Regions from separate parts of the Mus musculus genome. Here region 2 is linked to region 1. The links are chromatin loops, found by intact Hi-C in ENCODE. Cell type or tissue: left cerebral cortex. All regions are shown on one strand.

Region 1 (2,500 bases):
AAGGTTAAATAATTGCTCCAGGAAACACTGATGTTAAAATCTTACATGTTTTATAGTTGTATATATAATTCATTTAATTATACTTTCCCATGAAGTTCTACAGTAAGTGTCCCCTGGTGGAAAGAAACCAAAGGTCCAAGCTTGCTTTTGGGTTACCTTTTACTATGGAGTTGAATTCTTGTCCAATAGAGAGGCTTCATTGGCCGGCAAGGCTCGATCAGCTGCTTCCTAGCCACTCTGTCCTGATTCATCCCTAATCCAAACAAGCCAGTGGGCAATGGAGGAAAAAGAAATCCACACCCTTGAGGTGCTGCTGGTAAAGTGCTACTCCCAACTTGTGAGGAGTGTGGAGGACCTGAGCCAGGCAACAGTGGGGGTGGGGGGATGCCTGCCCCAGGGGGAGGTGGGGCGGGAGGTGGAACCCCCATACCTGGTAGAGGAGGTGGTGGAGGAATAGCAACTCCAGGTAGAGCAGGAGGAGGGGGTATGCCTGATCCAGGTAAAGGAGGGGGAGGGGGTATTCCCACTCCTGGAAGTGGAGGGGGTGGGGGTATTCCCACTCCAGGAAGAGGAGGAGGAGGGGGTATGCCCACTCCAGGAAGAGGAGGAGGAGGGGGTATTCCCACTCCAGGTAAAGGAGGGGGAGGAGGTATTCCCACTCCAGGAAGAGGAGGAGGAGGGGGTATTCCCACTCCAGGAAGAGGAGGAGGAGGGGGTATGCCCACTCCAGGAAGAGGAGGAGGAGGGGGTATGCCCACTCCAGGTAGAGGAGGGGGAGGAGGTATTCCCATTCCAGGGAGAGGAGGTAGGGGAGATATTCCCATTCCAGGGAGAGGAGGTGGGGGAGGTATTCCCATTCCAGGGAGAGGAGGTGGGGGAGGTATTCCCATTCCAGGGAGAGGAGGGGCAGGGGGAGGAGGGGGTACTCCTAGCCCAGGAAGAGGAGGAGGTTGGGGAGGGGCTGGCAGCATTTCTGGTCCCTGTAGATTGCTAAATTGTAGGGCTGGGGCTGTAGGACTGGGCAGAGCAGGCACTGTTATGTCAGAGAGACAGGGAGGTGGGGGAATTGCCATGCCCAGGCCAGGCATGAAACTGGAGGACTCTGTACAAGGCAGAGGTGGTGCGGGTGGGACATTACAGTTGTTTCCAAAGGAGGAGGAAACAGAATGTTCATGGCTGGTTTCTGACTCAGTATGCAGAGAAGGTTGGGAGGGCTGTCCCTGACTATCAGACCCAAGGAGAGGAGGAGGTGGTGGTAGTTGTGATGCACTCTGTATCTGTTGGGCATCCAGCTGTACTGATATTCTCCTTGGAGACACAATCAGAGAAATCTCTGAACAGAATTTTGTCTGAGGTCCAGAGGGTGAGGTTAGAAGGGCTGACTCTCCACTTGCAGCTGCAGGGGACCCCAGAAGACCCTCTGGTGGTGCCTTTGGAGGTGGCAATGTCAGGATTCTACCTTCTTCTGTTGGGGAAGTCTGTATTGATTTTGCCTCAAGAGTCCTTGGAGGCTGTGCAACCTTCCCATGCAATACAAGAGCATCTAGACTGACGTCTGCAGAGGCTGTCAATCCATTCTCAAGTCCTGAGAGGCCTCTGGGTCCCTCCAAGTCCAGGGCTGGATATTGCTTCTCTAGCTCAGCTATTTTTGTGCGTAGATCCTCGATGGTCTGTTCCAGTTGCTGAATTACAGTTGCCTGTCCTTCAGACTTCACATCGAAAACTTCCTAAGAGACAAGGGCAGCCACAATTAGTAAGACAGTGGAAAAATACAAATATCTAAAGAGGAATGGGAAAATTACACAAAGTCACACTGGGACTGCCTCCAGAAATATCCTGCCACAGAAAGATTTTACGGTAATTTCAGGGTGTACCCCCTTTTCTACCCTTGGATTTTAAAGTGGTTCAGACATACTCCCATTGGCTCCTAAAATCTTTGTCTGTCTCACCTTTATACAATGCCACCGAGGATGGGTGACACTGAAGGTTAGTTTTAAATGTCAACTTATCACAACCTAGAATCACCTGGGAAAAGAGTGATAAAGAGGAAGTACCTAAATCAAGTCAGCCGGTGGACAAGTCTATGTGTGGTTGCCTTGGTTACTTTCATGGATGTGGGATGAAGTACCCACCCTGATAGGGCCCTGAACTGTAGATAAGTAAAGAAAGCTAGCAGAGAAGAGAGAAATGAATGGATGTTCTGCTCCAAACTGGGGGTGCATCCTGACTCGCTGCTTCAGGTTTCTGCCTTGAGTTCTCTTGGATAATGGACTGTAACCCAAAATTACAAGGCATATGTTATTTCTCCCTGATGATTTGGTCTTGGTAAGTGTGTTCTATCTCAATAACAAAAATAAAACTAGAATAGTTCCAATGACTCGATTGTGGTAAGAGTATTTTATCACAATAACAGAAATAAAATTAGAATAGTACCCCTGAACAGGGAAGAATATTCTACAAGATAAATCTTTGCCTTCCTGACTATGCTATTGCTATTGAT
Region 2 (2,500 bases), 310 kb before region 1:
TGGCTCATCCCCCCTCCGGTTCCTGAGTTCCAGCACTGCCCTTATCCCAAATCTTGTGCCTGCCCAAGCAAGATAAGGAAGTTATAAGAAAGCTATTCACTTTGCATATCACCGTGGAGCGTTTACGTCGACCCATTTTCTTTTAATCAGATGGCTGTGTTCTTTCGTCATTAGGAAGAATGCATGCGTCGTTCTACTGTGGAGTTAGGAAAATGTCACATTTTTGCCCTTTGACCAAAGCGAGTGATCACATGGGACATTTTTTTAAAAAAGTCTTGACAGGCAATAGATGTGCTGGGTAAATGCTATGTTTAAGGAAGAACATGTTAGTACTGTAGAGAAATATATCTCATCCTTAACATCCTCTGAGAAACTGATTGTAAAATGTTCACTAGTCATTGCATGCAACTCACCCAACTTAAGTCTATTTGTAGTTACAAGAGCTTAATAATAATAATAATTGTTATTATTATTACTGTTGGTGTGTGTGTGTCTGTGTGTGAGTGTGCGCATGTAAGGAGCTAATAGAAAAACTTTAGGGAACCACTTCTCTCCTTCCATATTGGGATCTTGAAAGCAAACCCAGGCCGTCAGGCTGGTGCCGCTGAGACATCCTGCAAGCCTGGATAGTTTTGTCATGAGTATTTGTCAGTATCCTATAACTCATTTCTCCTTGCCATTCAACTCCAAAGCCATGCTGGGTACATTGCATTGACTAAGTGAGAGTACAGTCGTTTTGTATAGGCTGAGATATATGAGTGGCTTTCAGATACATGTCTATATCTGGATGGGGGTCTAGGCATATACATACACCGCGTTTTGGTTATTCACTGTTTTTTGCTTATCATTTTTATGGAGAGAGGCACTCCGATCCTCATTCTCTTTACATCTTACAATAGCCAGCCAGAGATCTAGATTTCCTCAAACTATGTAAGGTATAATTTAAACAAATCACATGCCTTCAAATATTTTAAAACATCTCCACCTTAGCTCTCTTTTGATTCAAGAGAATGGTTTTGAATCCTGAGTTGGGTCCTGGGTTCTACTGATATGAGATGATTGTATTGCCTGGTCCAAGAGTAAACCATGGTAGACCACAGTCTCTTGGGCACACTGCAGGCTGGGTTAGCCAGGTTTGTGCTCCAGTGCAATGACAGCAAATATGCCAGGTGGCAGGCAAGAGCACTATGTTAGACTCTTTCAAGCAGTTAGGAGAACAGCAATGAATTATTCCAACCCAAGAAAATGTGCCCCATATTGGGCTTCTGACCAGTCGCACAAAGGACCAGCATGTAAGACGAATTGCGTAGAAGAGGAAGACATGTAATTATAAATTTGATCGATGGTGGCATCTGCTTCTTCAATTACCTGCTTCTCCTCCTATCACATAACTCTCTTGTCTCTAAGAACTGTACACATGGACTTAATAATGTATAAAACCAAACCTGATCACATGTCAGGCTACAAAAATGTGGTCCTTAGACCATTTGTTGCAACACTAACCTATCTCTTTGGCGTACTTGCCACTACCATGACTTCTAGTAGGAAAATCTCCTTGCCTCTCCAGCACATTGACAGTCCCAGCCCTTGGTGGGGCACTAATTGGTAGAGATGAGTCCCAGAGCCGTGTGGGAGTTAAGAGGGTGGAGAATAAGATGTCTCACGCAACAAGAATGTGAAGTGAGACTCTGTGACGGTGGACAGCCTCAAATGGGAATCCAGGAGCCAGAGGGAAAATGAGTCAAGTTCCTCTGGTTAGCTTCAAGGATATAGATTTGATGCGATGTCCTGAATATTTTCAACACTCTTTTCTGTGTTCCCAGGTATACTACACACAGGTGTGGGGTTGAAATAAACAGTTTTTGATGTGCTGACAAGCCTGGACATAGAAGCCAGAAGAGGGCAGCATGCAAACTCTGAAAACTATGATGCTGCTTCTTCATGTGCTTGTACCAATTTCCCAATGCCTACAAAATTCCTGTTCAATCTATGTACTCTCTTCCTTCTAGAAAACACAGTGTAGAGTCTAGAGAAGAGATATGTCACCCAGAGGGATTTTTTTTTTTTGCTAGTTTTGCTTCACAGTTGGAGTTGCCAGAAATAAGGAGAGCAACCAACTATTTAATAGGGAGCTCAGCTTCAGTTTCTTTTCGCTAACTTCACTTGTTGACTCTAATCAAGCAGTCTTTATACTATTAGAAGATGAAAGAATGAGAAATTAAATACAGGGAAGAGGGAAGAAGGAAGGTTGGTGTTCCTTAAGGCTTCTCCACGAATAATATTTTTTATTTGTTTGTTTGTTGCTGTTTCATCAGCAAAACCAACCATTACTGTGTGTCTCAAGTGTAAGTTCAAGGCCTCTGCATAATCAGTGATACTTTTGAAAACTGGGCTTCTAAAATGAGAGATGAGGAATGAGCTGCTTCAGTGATAGGCAGAATCTAAGATATGCTAACAAACCAAGAATCAAGTATCTACCTCTAGGCCCAGAGATGCTTAA

What was found. Peaks named below come from ENCODE experiments on the same cell type or tissue, not always from the same donor. Only the 100,000 strongest peaks of a DNase experiment are listed, where the experiment ranks them.
Region 2: a loop joins it to region 1, with 2.1 times the contacts of the local background. A loop is called at or near these places in 10 of 42 quality-filtered maps.

Annotation. Positions count from the first base shown.
Region 1 is chr1:174,607,609-174,610,108 of GRCm38, reverse strand. It overlaps Fmn2 (formin 2), which reads right to left. Exons shown (of 18, transcript NM_019445.2): 5 at 157-1,727. Among named protein-coding and RNA genes, the nearest start is that of Fmn2, 110 kb to the right of the region's middle. In left cerebral cortex, no CTCF peak of the experiment used is centred here; a DNase peak (open chromatin) is centred at 1,161.
Region 2 is chr1:174,917,840-174,920,339 of GRCm38, reverse strand. All of the region lies in intron 1 of Grem2 (gremlin 2, DAN family BMP antagonist), which reads left to right. Among named protein-coding and RNA genes, the nearest start is that of Grem2, 2.7 kb to the left of the region's middle. In left cerebral cortex, CTCF peaks have their summits at 1,162 and 1,897 (motif pointing right); DNase peaks (open chromatin) are centred at 1,154 and 1,872.